2 separate regions of the Homo sapiens genome follow, and region 1 is linked to region 2. Evidence: read pairs that join two places in POLR2A ChIA-PET (ENCODE). Cell type or tissue: K562. All regions are shown on one strand. Each heading gives the region's core, and the rest is flanking DNA. Links, peaks and the distances in the headings are about the cores only.

Region 1 (7,728 bases), core at 2,224-4,723, 130 kb before region 2:
TGCTAGACTCTGGAAAGTATGGATCCAATGTCAGTGTGTGTGCACTCAGGAGGCATTACCTTGTCTCCATGGAAACAGGAAGAAGGATAGAAAATGAAGTGTCTAAGACAAGATGTCTCATATAACCTTGGAACATTAAGTTTTGCAAATAGGACAGAGCCTGGCACAGAACAGTCTGTTGTTTATTCATTCACTCAAGTATTAAGTCAGAACCCACCTGGGCTCAGGTACTGTTCATTTAAGGTACAGAGGATACAATGATGTGCAAAACTGACATGGTCCCTGCCCTCTGGACACTTCAGTCTAGTGGGAGAAACATTAATCCAAAAGAATACAAGGAATTAGCTGAGATAAGAGAGGAAAGCAAGTGCCAGGGACTAGGAGAGCCTGTAGCAGGGGGCTGGCCATGACTGTGGGGTCAGGGAAGCCTTCCCAGGGCAGTGCTTCAGTGAGCTGAGAGATGACAGCTGAGTAAACACTAGCCAGGTGAAGAGGGAACAAGAGAATATTCCAGGAGCAGACAGCTGCATGTGCAAAAGCTGTAAAATGGGAAGGAGCAGGGCGTGCCGAAGGAACAGAATGCTGGGCACAGAAAGCCAGGAAAGGCAGGAAGGAGAGGGGTGAAGGGGTAAGGAAGTGGGTAGATTGGCCAGCTAGGTGGGGCTGTGTAACACATTTTCTTCTTTGTTCTTGGTACAAGGAGAAGGTATTGAAAGGTTGTGAGCAAAGAAGGGACAAGATAGGGTTTGCTCTCTTAAAAGATCATTCTGATTTCTGTATGAAGAATGGGTTGGAGGAGAGCAAGAATACATGGAACAGGGGACAGCAGTCAGGAGGCTGTGACAGTGGTCCAGGTAGATGATGGCATAGCAGGTGGTAGGGGAAGGGAGGGAGGGAAAGAAGTGGGAATATTCAAGAGATAAATGTTAGGAGCTGAAATCAATGGGACCTGATGGATGGGGTGAGGGTTTTGAGGGAGAGGGAGGTATCAAGGATGAATCTGAGTTTCTGGCAGGGGCTAAGGAATAGAGGATGAACCAGCTTTCAGCAACAATAACTTTTAAATCTTTCCATTTTGCCTTCTTTGTTTCAGATACTGTGCTGGGCATTGGGGCTGCAGGCAAGGAGGTTGGCCCCTGTCTTCAGGGAGCTCTCTGTCTAGCAGGGGGAGCCTGGCCTGCAGTGGGGATATGTGAGAAAGCGGAGAGAGAGACTGTGAGACGGTGCTGCAGCAGGGATGCAAACGAAACTAATCTGGAGAGACACAGGCAGGAAGACCAGGGAGGAGGTGGGAGCTGAGCGGAGCCTTCAAGGACAGGCAGGGCCTTGACAAAGAAAAGTGGGTGAAGCAGAAACAGACAGCCCGGGCTGGCAGTGTGCAAAACAGCATGAGAGGATGATGCAGGGAAAATGGGGTTCCCCCAGGACTGCTGTGAGGGTTGAATGACATAAGGCAACAGACGCATGAGCATTTTAGTAAACTGCTATCACAGTTATTACAGAAGTGGACTTATTTGTGCACTATCCAAGCACTCTGAAAATATCAAGAATTGTTATTCCAGACGCCCACCTAGCAAAATTTTCTGTTGTAATAATCCCTGACATTTATATCGTTATCCCCACTTGATAGGTGGGGAAACTGAGGTCTATGGTGGTTAAACAATTGCCCAAGACCTTTCAGGCAATAAGCAGCACAGAAACCAAGGTCAGCCCAGCAGGTCATTGTACTTTCTGAGAGGTTAGTGCTTTCGGGGTGCACAGGCTGGGAGAAGGCGCCCGTGGCATATGCTGTCTTGAGAACATATGCTGCTGACCCAGGGCACCAGATTTGGTTGTGCAGGTTGGGCCATGCCCAAGGACAGCTGGCCTGTGGCCTGAGTGGGCTGAATGCAGCCTGCTTCTGCTCCCCAAGCCACGAACCAGCTTCCACCCTGAGGGGGTGGCTTTGCCTCATTCATACCAGCCTCACGGAGGAGGTGGGGCACTTTACAGATGGGAGACTGGCAGGCAACTGGAACCATGTGAGGACCAGTCAGTGTCAGTGAGGATTTCACGGTGCCCTTGCGTGCAGTTTCGTGCATAGAAAAACTGTCCAGGCTGCTTGGATTTTAAAGATGAATGCTTAATAAAAAGTAACAAAAATAAAATTAGTAAAATGTAACAATCTCTTTTAAGGAGGATGTTATAGCTTAATTCAATTACCCTAAATATAAATTAAATTATGAATAATTTTAAATAAATTAAGATTAAAAATATGGTGACCATTGGCTTGTCATAAAAGTTCCATCGTTGTTTAAAAATGTGTAAAACTGTCATATCTTTCAGCTTTAGGTTATACATCTAATTTAATTATTCCGTTACACATTTTATATTGGGATTACAAAGCTAATCTGTTAGACATTCTAATACGCTAAATTATCTTAAACATTACAAATACCTTTGAACTAAATCTATGCACATTTTTCCTAAACTTTTTTCTTTTTTTTTTTCCTGGAGCCAGTGTCTCACTGTGTCACCCAGGTTAGAGTGCAGTGGTGTGATCTCAGCTCACTGCCACCTCCACCTCCTGGGCTAAAACGATTCTCCCACCTCAACCTCCTGAGTAGCTGGGACTACAGGCACCTGCCACCACACCCAGCTAATTTTTGTATTTTTAGTAGAGATGGGGTTTCACCATGTTAGCCAGGCTGATCTCGAACTCCTGACCACAAGTGATCTGCCCGCCTCGGCCTCCCAAAGTGCTGGGATTACAGGGTTTTTCTTAAACTTAATATTAAAAAAGTAATATTGGGGACTTGATTTAATTCATCATTTTAATCTTAATTATAACCTTCCCATGATTAAAGATACCCACTAAAGAAAAAAGTTTTCTAACCTAAGCAATATGGGGTTATGTATCCATGCAAAGTTGAGGCTAGCTCACAACTGGCTCATTAAACAGAAGAGCCCATTAAACAGAAATTTGGTAGGTGGCACAGGAGCCAATGCTGTAGATATCCAAGGAAATGTACTTCCTGGCCCAGGCTGCAGGGCTGGCCTTCTTTGTGACCTCCAGGCCAGCAGGAGACTCCAGGCCCATGTCCTACCCTTGGGATAGGTTCTGCAGCCCAAGCCCCTGAGATGGAGTTAAGCTCCCTTTTTTTTCTTTTGTCCCTTCTCAGCTTCCTCACCCTGTTGGGAGGACACCACCCAGGTCGCTTCACAATCTAAGAGAATACACCTAATCAATTTCCTGCTTGGCTCTGTTCTGAATTCGGTTTTTCTTTTTTCCTCTCTGACCAGCCACCAGTGACTGGAGGTATTTTAATGCCATTTTTGGATTCCACATGCTTCTCACAGCCTTGCCTGGCTCTCTTCTCAAACACTAAGGTCCTACTGATAGCAGCCAACTGTGTCTATCTGGCCAGAGCAGCTGTGTTCCATATCATGCTGAGCCAGAGAGCTGCCCTGGCCCCTTCCACTGTGATGCTCAGGGACAGCCAGGGGAACTAGATGGAGAGGTTGCCTGTGCTGTGTGGACTCTGCTGAGAAATACCAGTCCCTGGGTGGCTCAGGATGCTAAATACAGTAAAAAGCTTCTGCATCAGGACAACACAGAAGAATAAAAGCAGTCCAAATACACATAATTTTACTTCTAAGTAAACAGAAAAACAACCATAATACTACCCAATAATACCATAGTACAAGGTGCTCTAGGTGCTGACCTCTAATCATTATAGATTTCTGAGTAAATATCATTATACCCAATAAATAGAGTAATAGTAATAGTCACCTTGCATTGAGCACCTACTATGTGCCAGGCACACTAAGGGAAAGAGCACAGGATCCAGGAGCGGAAGGATCCAGATGCTAGTCCGTGGGGGTCCCCTCACTTTCCCCATCACTTGTCCTCTCATGACCTCATTTTCTTCATCAGACAAGTAAGGGTAAGAAAATCCTTCCTGTGTGCTTCACAGGGCTGCTCTGTTGCTGAAATGAGCTATAAAAGGGAGCCATTCGGAAAGCTGGATGTGTTGTAGGCGTGCAAGGGCCTGTGATGCTTGCTGAGCAATGCCACTCTCTCGACTTCCAACATGGCCTGCAAGGAAGGAGTGTGCACTCTAAACCAGAGGGCTCCAGGCTGGCCGGGTCTAAGTGTGGCAATGCTTGCCTTTGAGTGTTAGTGTTGTCACACGCTCTCCACAGTGTGGGTGGGCCAGGGGATGAGGCAGACGGCCACAGTGAGGCGAGGGAACAGTGCCTGAGGATTCTGATGAAAGACTGGGACTCTTGGCTATAGGGAAATAAGCCCAAGAGCCTGGAAGTTGGTGAGGGCAAAGGTCTCAGGAGAGCAGAGAGAGCCAGAAGTGGGAATGGAGTTAGGGGATCAGGGCCTCATCCCTACCTGAAAGCGGAGTCCCATTGAGTCACCTAGCAAAGGTTGGGGGTAGTGGGAGTGGTGCATGCAATCACAGGGCGCACTGTCTATGGAGAATTTAAAGCAATAAAGCTAAAAGCTGCCTGTAGTCCAGCTATTCAGGAGGCTGAGGTGGGAGGATCACTTGAGGTCAGGAGCTGGAGAACAGCCTAGGTGACATAGTGAGGCCCCGTCTCTACAAAAACAAATAACAAAAAACTAATAGCTGGCCTGCTTTTTATTATCACTATATGCTGCTCATTCTATACAATGTCAGTGATAAAATACTTTTCCCCTTGCAGGAGAGGGAGAGAGGGGCATTCCCACTGCTTCCTTTCCTGGTATGCCATGGACCCCTTGCCCCTTCTTGCAGCCAGCACTTAACAAGGGGGTCAGGGAGTCAGGGAGGCAAAAGAACTTTGAAGGCCCTGAGAACAAGAAAAGAGCACCCTGGCCTGTGGGGGCATCTGGTGGGCAGCTGAGATGGGGCTCCCAGGATGGGCCCAACGATCCTAGAAGAAAAAGTAGGGACCTGGATGGAATGTGGGGTGGACGGGCTGCTGGGATGCCTACTGGATGACTCCGAGTCCAGCTACAGTACTGCCATTGTCACCAGCGTGCCACCCCCTGTGCCACGTGCAGGTTATAATCAATTGGCAAGCACATTGAATGACTGATTCCTGAGCCTTCACCTCACCCCCCTCCCTCACCCCCGCCCACATTCTGTACTAAGAACACAGAAATCATATTCTCCTGGCTCTCCAGCAAGAGCTGCCCGGCCCAGGCTCCACTAGGCCAAGACTTATTAGGCAATCTGTACTCTGCCCTGTCCCTGCCTGAGCTCTACTCTCACAGTGATCACCTCTCTCTCCTTTGCAGGAGCCTGGCTCAACCCGTCAGTGATTCAAGTAAGACTCAAGGTCCTGTAGCCACAGAGCCAGACAAGGATCAAGGTTCTGTGGTCCCAGGCCTTCTGAAAGGTCAAGGTCCTATGGTGCAAGAGCCTCTGAAGAAGCAAGGTTCTGTGGTCCCAGGGCCTCCAAAGGATCTAGGTCCCATGATCCCATTACCAGTCAAGGATCAAGATCACACGGTCCCTGAGCCTTTAAAGAATGAAAGCCCTGTTATCTCAGCACCAGTCAAGGACCAAGGTCCCTCGGTCCCAGTTCCTCCAAAGAATCAAAGTCCTATGGTTCCAGCAAAAGTTAAGGATCAAGGCTCTGTGGTACCAGAGTCTCTAAAGGATCAAGGTCCTAGGATTCCTGAGCCTGTGAAGAATCAAGCTCCTATGGTCCCAGCACCTGTCAAGGATGAAGGTCCCATGGTCTCAGCATCTGTCAAGGATCAAGGTCCCATGGTCTCAGCACCTGTCAAGGATCAAGGTCCCATAGTCCCAGCACCTGTCAAGGGTGAAGGTCCCATAGTCCCAGCACCTGTCAAGGATGAAGGTCCCATGGTCTCAGCACCTATCAAGGATCAAGATCCCATGGTCCCAGAGCATCCGAAGGATGAAAGTGCCATGGCCACAGCACCCATAAAGAATCAAGGTTCCATGGTCTCTGAGCCTGTAAAGAATCAAGGTTTAGTGGTCTCAGGGCCAGTCAAGGATCAAGATGTTGTAGTCCCAGAGCATGCAAAGGTTCACGATTCTGCAGTTGTGGCACCTGTAAAGAATCAAGGTCCTGTGGTCCCCGAGTCCGTGAAGAATCAAGACCCCATTCTCCCAGTACTAGTTAAGGATCAAGGCCCCACAGTCCTACAGCCTCCAAAGAATCAAGGTCGTATAGTCCCTGAACCTCTGAAGAATCAAGTTCCTATAGTCCCAGTGCCTCTGAAGGATCAAGATCCTCTGGTGCCAGTACCAGCAAAGGACCAAGGTCCTGCAGTCCCTGAACCTCTGAAGACTCAAGGTCCCAGGGACCCTCAGCTACCTACTGTCTCACCTCTACCCCGAGTCATGATCCCAACTGCCCCCCATACGGAATACATTGAGAGCTCCCCTTGACACTCACCCCTTGACACACCAATGAAGGAGCTGACAGTGAGAGTGCTCCCCTCCCAGGGGCAGTGAAGACACATATTTAATCTGCATGAAACATGTACAGTAGTCTTGCTGGAATCTAATAAAAATGGTCCCTCTGGCTCAGCAATGTTTCTCTCTGTCTCTGTTGGGCAGGGGTGCATACATGTGTATAGGTGGGCCTGTCAGGCTCTGCATTCACCCGTCTGGACCAGAGGGGTCTGAGAAGCACCAGTTCCTGTGAGTTGTCAGCATGAGATGGGAGTGGGTAGGCGATGCTAGATGGAAACAGGACCCCATCACGGAGGTGGGCAGGATAAGGCAAGGGTCAGATACCATGACAGCCTCACAAGAGGTGCCAAATCCCAGCAGGCTGAGCCCTGGGTAGCTGAGTTGAAGCCTGCAGATGAAACAGGAGCAGGGACCCACCTGGCACAGGGGAATTCTGGATGACAGTTGTTTGCCAAGAGCTCAGCCTTAAAGCTCATCCAGGGGTCAAACTTCTTGAGGAAACCAGGCTCTGATCATAAGTCTCAGGACACTGTATAACCTAACACCTGCTAATCCTCATTCAATATCCATGACAGCTCAACTGAGAGCTTCTAAAGAATATACCTAGAGCCAGGCACAGTGGCTCACGCCTGTAATCCCAGCACTTCGGGAGGCTTAGGTGGGTGGATCACCTGAGGTCAGGAGTTCGAGACCAGCCTGGCCAACATGGTAAAAACCCTGTCTCTACTAAAAATAAAAAAATTAGCTGGGTGCGGTGGCAGGCACCTGTAAACCCAGCTACTCAGGAGGCTGAGGCAGGAGAATCACTTGAACCTGGGAGGCAGAGGTTGCAATGAGCCGAGATTGTGCCACTGCACTCTAGCCTGGCTCCAGCCTGGGCGACAGAGCGAGACTCGGTCTCAAAAAAAAAAAGCGTGTGTATGTGTATGTATGTATGTGTGTGTGTATATATATATATACACGTATATATATATATACACGTATATATATATATATATATATATATACGTGTATATATATATGTGTGTGTGTGTGTATGTATATCTGAAGTCCCCATTCATTTCTCCGTGCAGCAAGCTTGTCCTTAGCATGCACTTTGTGCCAGGCTCAGTGCTGAGCACTGGGGTCACTATGGGAAAGAATATTATGACAATAAAACATGGTATGGGATGAGGCCCTAGGACAAGTCAAGACCTGGCTTTGAGAGGCCAGTGAAGAGAGAACACCTGGCAAGAGCAGCCAGGAAGGCTTTCCAGAGAAAGTGGCTGTGGAGTTCTGATGGAGTCTAGGCAGTCCAGAC
Region 2 (7,728 bases), core at 2,287-4,786:
CTTCCTGGGAGACCACATCTCTAGCTGGGAGACCACTGCACTCCAGGCTGGGCAACAGAGTGAGACTCTGTCTCAAAAAAAAAAGAATCTCTGGGAATAATTCAATTCATACAGTAAGAGGATGTGAGTGACAGCCAGGGATCAGCACTGGATGAGGAGGGCCAGGGAGGGCCGTCTTGGCTGTTGCTGTCCTCAAGGACTCCCTGCTAAAAGTGGTCACACTTGAGAGACAAATGGAACCAGAACATCTTTCAGGAATAGTTATCAGGAGCAAGTCTTGCCCCTCTTCAGGCCTCAGTTTCCCAACGGTATGGTAAGGTGAGTGCATTCAGTGATCTGCCAGGCAGTAGATTTTCCCCTGGACTCTGAGGATGAGGGCCAGGGAGGGCAGATGCCCCATGGGTTCCTCCCGGTGTCCCTTCCCAGCTGTCTGGCAAGGTCCCAGATGACAGCAGGCTGAAGCTGCCCAGCGCTCAGATTTTCTGATGACCTTGAACAAGTTGCTGCCTCTTTTGAGCCTCAGTTTCCCCCTTTGTACAAGGAGGATGTGAGTAGTTCATTCTTTTTTTTTTTTTTTTTTGAGACAGTCTCGCTCTGTCACCCAGGCTGGAGTGCAGTGGTATGATCTCAGCTCACTGCAAGCTCCGCCTCCCAGGTTCACGCCATTCTCCTGCCTCAGCCTCCCAAGTAGCTGGAACTACAGGTGTCTGCCACCACTCCTGGCTAATTTTTTGTATTTTTAGTAGAGACGGGGTTTCACCGTGGTCTTGATCTCCTGACCTCGTGATCTGCCCGCCTCAGCCTCCCAAAGTGCTGGGATTACAGGCGTGAGCCACCGCGCCCAGCCGGATGTGGGTAGTTCATTCTTTCTGGAGAGCATCTAAGCAGTATCTATCATGCCCCTTAAAAATTTCAATCCCACCAGCCACAGTGGTATGTGCCTATAGTCCCAGGTACTGGGGAGGCTGAGATGGGAGGATTGCTTGAGCCCAGGAATTCAAGTTCACCCTGGGCAACATAGCAAGACCCTGTCTCAAAAAAAAAAAAAAAAAATTCATTCTCTTTGACCCTATAATTGTATCTGTAGGAATCTATCCTAAGGAAGTAATCAAAAATACAGAAAGATATGTATAAAAATTTCATTTTTATGTTAATTTATAATTGTGAAGAATTAGAAACTATTTCATGCCACTAGTAGGAAGCTGGCTACATATGGTACATTAATTCAGTGGAAAACCACGTGGCTATTTTAAAAATCACATTTTCTCAGGATTTTTACTGGCATAAGTAAATGCTTGTGTTGAGAAGACAGTTGGCCAGGTGTGGTGGCTCACGCCTATAATCCCAGCACTTTGGGAGGCTGAGGTAGGAGGATCACCTGAGCTCAGGAGTTTGAGATCAGCCTGGGAAACATGGCAAGACCCTGCCTCTACAAAAAATACAAAAAAAATTAGCCCGATATTTTGGTGGGTGCCTATGGTCCCAGCTGAGGTAGGAGGATTGCTTGAGCCCAGGAGGTCAAAGCTTCAGTGAGCCATGTTCGCATCCCTGCACTCCAGCCTCAGTGACAGAGACCCTGTCTCAAACAAACAAACAAAAACAAAGAGAGTTTATTGAGTAGTTACCATGCATCTCACCTCACTTCATCCTCATGAGACCCCATGAAAGGCACTTTTTATTTATTTATTTTATTTATTTATTTATTTATTTATTTTTGAGACAGAGTCTCACACTGTCGCCCAGGCTGGAGTGTAGTACTGCGATCTCTGCTCATTGCAAGCTCTGCCTCCCAGGTTCACCCCATTCTCCTGCCTCGGCCTCCCGAGTAGCTGGGACTACAGACGCCTGCCACAACGCCCGGCTAATTTTTTGTATTTTTAGTAGAGATGGGGTTTCACCATGTTAGCCAGGATGGTCTCGATCTCCTGACCTCGTGATCCGCCCGCCTCAGCCTCCCAAGTGCTGGGATTACAGGCGTGAGCCACCACACCTGGCTTCAAAAGGCACTTTCTTATCCCCATCCTATAGGTGAGGAAACTAAGGCTCAGAGAAGTCAAGTATTACATTCGATCAATTCTAAGACCCCCAATTTTCACATCTTAACATTGAAGTTGAGATGACAGTGACAATCGATGGCATCTTAGAATCAGTGAAGCCTGTCCTCCACAAGGTCCTACAAGACAGTGAAAAGCAGAGACGAGAGGGGATGTGAATCCAGCCTGTGTGCCTCACTCCAAAGCCTGTGCTCCTGACCGTGTTGCTTTGTGCAGCGGGGTCCTGGCTTTGCTGTTTATACAAACATATAGGCATGGGGGCGGGGGAACCCACAGGAGGAAGATCCAGCACAGCCTTGGTAATGATTACTTCTGGCCAATAGGATTATGGGGCATTATTTTCTCCTTTACATTTCTTGGTCCCCGGGTGGCTGCCATGAGCAGGCATGGTAGAGCATCAGGCAGACGCTGAGCCTTATTGCTAGGTGGGCACAGCCTGGTCACTGAGCCCAGCCTGTCGTCTGTGTGGAGGCTCAGACCATCCTGATTCCTGGGCCAGGTAGTGGCCTGGTGGAGGTCTGACCCCTGCCCCCTCTCCTCCTGGCAGGTACCTCTACAACCGCATGGGCTACTGGAGCGACTGGCCCGTACCCATCCTTGTGACCACAGCTGCTGCCTTCGCATACATCGCTGGCCTCCTGGTACATGGGGCTGTTTTGGAGGGCAGGTGGCCCTGCTCCCAGGGGAAGGGATACTGGCCCTGTGCTGGGCTGATGGAGGGTCCCACCCTGGTATAAAGGGGAAAGCTGTATTTGTAGGAATATTGTATTTGTAGGAATGTATCCTAAGGAAGTAATCAAAAATACAGAAAGATATGTATAACATTTTCATTTTTATCTTAATTTATAATAGCGACTAATCAGAAGCTATTTCATGCCACTAGTAGGAAGTTGGCTACATATGGCACATTAATTCAGATTTTGCCCAGGGCCTCTCGGGCTGCTGCACCTGAGGCCTGGGTCCCCCAAAGCAGGAGGTCCTCTTGCTTTTGCCCGTCTCTCTAGGCTGCCCCTTCCTGGAATGTTTGCCCCGGACCCAGTGAGAGCTGTCCTGGCCGAGAGGGCCCACTGCAGGCTTCCTCTTCCAGGAGCCTCTGCTTCAGGCTCTTGCTCCCGATATTCCACTCACTGAGATGCAGGTGGATCCCCCATGCTGGACTGGGGGCTCCTTGGGGACAGGCTCAAGTCTGTTTCAGAATCCCGGGGACTGGAACTCCCAAAATGTTTGATGAATGAAGTTGAGTAGTCCAAGTACAGCAGCACCCAGTGACCTCTTGACGGGGAATCACACAGAGGAAGAGCCTAGAGGCCTGGAATCATCTGGGAGGAGGCCAGGCTCAGGCTGGCTAGTCTGGGCTGGGCTGGGGAGGGCAGCGCATTCCCATCGCCTGGAGGGAGGTTCGCTGCCTCTGCCCAGGGTCAGGCCCAGAGCCGCAGTGGGGAGCAGGGTGTCTGAGAAACTGGCAAAGCCTTCCCGCCCACACGGGCCTGACAATCACCCTGTGGGTCCCTCCTCAGGTCCTGGCACTATGTCACATTGCCGTGGGGCAGCAGATGAACCTGCACTGGCTGCACAAGGTAAGGGCCGCCTCGGCCGGGGCTGGGAGAGAGCAAGGGAAGCTGGAGGCAGCAGCAGCAGAGGAAGGGCCTGGCCACCATGTCCCTCCCCTGGATCACCGTTAGAATTGTTCTCATAGCTAAGGCTGAGCACTCACTATGCGCCAAGCACTTTTCTCACAACCTCACCCGTCTTCATTCACTTAACCCTTACAGCAACCTTGTGATGTAGGTACTGTTATCATTCCATTTTGTGGTTGGGGAAACTGAAGTACAAAGAGGTTAAGTGATTTGCCTAAGGTCTCCCAGTTTAAACATGGAAGATCCAGGGTCCCGCAGTCATGTGATTAACCAGCAGAGCTCACAGCTCATACTGTGGCACCCACCCTCTGGGGGCCCTGCCTCGGGTCTCACCTGCCTCTTCCTTCTTTGGTGAGCTCTTTTGAAAACCCTGATCTGGCGATGGCATTCCCCAACTTAAAGCCTTTCCACCACTCCCACCGCTCCCAGGATGACCCAAACTTCCCTACCTGGCATGATCTGGCCCCTGCTGATCTCCCAACCCATCATGGGACAGTCACCCTCAGCTTCTGCTACATGAGACATCTCATGCTCTCCCAGCATGTCTGCCTCCTTCCCCCGTTTAGCACTTTGCTCTTGCCCTCCCTTTTTCTCTCGGACCCCTTCCTCAGTACCTCCCCTACATACACAGGATTCTCTCCCGGGACTTCCTCAGCCCCTGCAGCCTCCCCTGCTACATGTCTGAACAGCTATGTTTTTGTGTTTTCAGTATTCGTCTGGCTCCCTGACCCCGACCCACCCAGTCAAGGTGCTCTTTGCAGGCCAGAGTTAACCTCCATCTCCCTGTTCCCAGTGCCCCCCCTCAGGGCTGGGCCCAAAGCAGACAGGCTTCACCCATTCCGGAGCCTTAACTCTCTGCCTTACGTCCATTGCAGGCATAGTGCTGAAGTGTGTTTCTGATGCCTGGCCTTCTTGGGGCCCTGGTGGGCACAGAGTGGTACCGAGCTGACCAAGGCAGAGCCCCTCCCTCCCAGGAACATCTGGATCGTCTCCCTTTCCCCAGAGCCTGGCTCCCCGTGGGCCTGCCATTTAGGAAAGGGCAGAAATGTTCAGAAACTACCATGAGCCCATGAGATGGGGCCAGAATGACTCCAAGGGGAGGGGCTCACTTCTAGCTAGAAGACGGATGTGGAATAGGAAAGGAAGAGGGGACAGCATGAGCCTGGGTTGGGCTGTGTGGAGTGGGAGGTGCCTGTGAGCATCCAGGGAGGCACCGAGGCCGGTTTGTTACATGGGCCTGGAGCTTGGGAGTCAGACCCCAGAGACTGAAGTCTTAGAGTGGTAGGAGCCGTGAGCAGCCCCTGGTCCCCCCACCTTCCTCCTGCCCTCACTCTACTCACAGGCCTCCTCTGGGCTTCCACTATCCCCTCTGTGAGGGAGTTTCTTCTCCTGGCTGCAAAGCTGGCATTTGAAAGAACTGCACCAGCTGGCACCCCGGGTGGGGCTGGCACATGCTGTGGTCACCTTCTGGGGCCATGCCTGGCTCTCAGCAGGTAAGGTCACACATGCTTGATTCTAGTGGAGAGGCCTATAGAGCCGCTGAGCCAGCTGGAGCTGGCAGATCAATGCAAGGAAGCAGATCCCATTGTCCATGCTGGTGCCAGCTCCCAGGGTGCCTTCCTCTGCCCTCTGCCCCCTATGTGAGATCGCAGCATGAGCAGGGTCCTTTCAGGTGGAGCTGACCCAGAGCTCGACCCGCCCCACCAGGAGGGAGTTCCCCAGAGCTCAGAGTGTTCCAGCAGGGCCTGGAAATTCTCTTCTGTTTCTAAGATTCTGCCATTTGATTCTAAAATTCTAAGGACTCTTTATTCTTTTTTGTTTGCTTTAATTAACTTTTGACCATGTAATACATCGACATGATTCAAAATACAAAAAGCACAAAAAAGTATACAAAGAAAGTCTCCTCACTATCTTTCCAGACAGATTTTAAGCACATGCACATGTACATATGCATTTCCTTTTTCTTTTTTCTTTAAACACAAACAGTCGCCTACTCCACCCTCTGTTCCGCACCTTAACAGAATTCTTGGAGCTCCTTCTTCGCTGCATTAAAGCATCCCTGTTGGTATCCATCCCTTGCTCCTGCTCCCTGGTCTGGATATTCCCTGATTCCCTAGGCGTCTAGCCAGTTCCCTGTTGATAGACCGGATCGACATCCCAGCTGCTTTCTGTCTTTTGCCAGGACGATGTGGTGGTGACCTGGGAGAGGAATTTCTGGGTGAAGAATGTGTACTTTCATCATTTTGATCTTGCCAAATGGCCTCCTTGCCAAGTGCCTCCGATTCATGCTCTCTTAGCAATGGATAGTTGTTCTATAAAAACACCCTTGCCCATAAAGCATCAGCTGATTTATTGGCTTTTGTCAGCCTGATGGGTGAAAAGTGGTACCTTGCTGTAGTTTTCATTTGCATTTCCCTTCGGGTGAGTTAGATTCGGCATTTTTCACATGTTTGAGTAACTTGTGTTTTCTTTTCTATAAAACTGTCTCTTCATATCTTTTGCCATTTTTGCCATTGCTTTTTGCTTATTCATTTGCAGGAACTCTTTATAGATGTGGGAAATTAGCCATTTGGCTAACAAACTGCAAATAATTCTTCCTAGTTTGTCATTCATCCTTGGACTTTGCTCATTGCGTTTTTACCATGGGGATATATATTTTTTTATTCTTACATACTTGAATCTGTCATCTCTTGATGACTCCTTGGTTTTGTGTCAGACTCAGAAAGGTCTTTCCCACTCCAAGATTATAAAAATTTTTCTATGGTGTCACTTGGTAATTATATATTTCCACGTTTTTAACATTTAATTTTTTCTCTTTTTGGAAGCTATTTTGGGGTATAGTGTGATCTTACTCTGTTCTTTTTAGATGGCTTCCCAACGTTTCCAACTCTCTCTACTGAGAATTTGTCCTTTATTCATTTGAGATGCTATTTTTATCATATACTAAATTTTCTTTATGTATTTGGATCTATTTATGAATTTTTTGCTTATTTTCATTTATCTATCTGGTCTTACATCAGCAACATAGCACTCTAAAGACCACAGTTTTATAGTATGTTTGTATTTTTTTTTTTTTTTTTAGAGACAGTCTTGCTGTGTCGCCCAGGCTGGAGTGCAGTGGCACGATCTTGGCTCACTGCAAGCTCCACCTCCTGGGTTCACCCCATTCTCCTGCCTCAGCCTCCCGAGTAGCTGGGACTACAGGCACCGGCCACCAGCCCAGCTAATTTTTTTGTATTTTTAGTAGAGACGAGGTTTCACCGTGTTAGCTAGGGTGGTCTTGATCTCCTGACCTCGTGATCCGCCCACCTCGGCCTCCCAAAGTGCTGGGACTACAGGCATGATCCACCATGCCTGGCCTATAGTATGTTTTAATCATGAAGTTTGAGAGTCTCTGGTTCCCCTGGGTCCTGAGGAGGGGAGGACAGAGATGCTCAGGACAGGGTGAGAGGGAGCCATTCACAGCAGGCTGGGTGCTGAGTAGATCTGGTGCTTATGTGGGGACCTTCCTCCTCCTCCCCAGTCTGCCAAAATCTCCTGTTTCCCAGAAATCTCTCCCAGGTGAGTGTTCAGGAGAAATTGAGGTACCCAGGAGGTGAGGGAGCAGGCTGAAGGGTTCTTGGGAGCTTTACAGTAAACAGGAGGCCCTTTCCCTGAGATGCCCCCCTTCCTGCCCCACCCACCGCCCTCTGTGAGGTGTTTTGGTCACAGCTCACACCTCCCCAGGCTGCCCTGAGCACACTGCACTGCTCTTCTGTCCTCGCCTGACTCCCCTGCCTCAGTGGCAGCAGCCCCCAGCCCAGGACCTGCACAGAGGAGGCGTCTGTCAGCGACCCAACCTGAGCCCCAGAGAGGAGCACTGGGTACCACACAGCCCCAAGGCAAGTTACTGGCTGGGCTGGGGCTGGGGCTTCTGCCTCCTACCAAGGCTCCATCAGCCTCTACCTGCCATCTGCTATGTCTACTTCATCACCTCTCCTGGTGAATTCAGACTTCTCTCCATGCACTGGCCCCAGCTTTATGGTTTTTCCTGGTGT

What was found. Peaks named below come from ENCODE experiments on the same cell type or tissue, not always from the same donor. Only the 100,000 strongest peaks of a DNase experiment are listed, where the experiment ranks them.
Region 1: POLR2A ChIA-PET joins it to region 2 with 5 read pairs; 3 of 35 experiments call an interaction of 5 or more read pairs at or near these places.

The regions. Positions count from the first base shown.
Region 1 is chr11:75,585,732-75,593,459 of GRCh38, reverse strand. It overlaps MAP6 (microtubule associated protein 6), which reads left to right. Exons shown (of 4, transcript NM_033063.2): 4 at 5,276-6,542. The coding sequence ends at 6,401. The region is part of intron 1 of MAP6-AS1 (MAP6 antisense RNA 1); the gene reads right to left. Among named protein-coding and RNA genes, the nearest start is that of MAP6-AS1, 6.4 kb to the right of the region's middle. In K562, for the core only: no CTCF peak of the experiment used is centred there; a DNase peak (open chromatin) is centred at 3,419.
Region 2 is chr11:75,452,660-75,460,387 of GRCh38, reverse strand. It overlaps GDPD5 (glycerophosphodiester phosphodiesterase domain containing 5), which reads left to right. Exons shown (of 17, transcript NM_030792.8): 5 at 2,602-2,695; 6 at 3,572-3,631. Among named protein-coding and RNA genes, the nearest start is that of KLHL35, 23 kb to the right of the region's middle. RefSeq lists an enhancer at 3,451-4,049. In K562, for the core only: no CTCF peak of the experiment used is centred there; no DNase peak of the experiment used is centred there.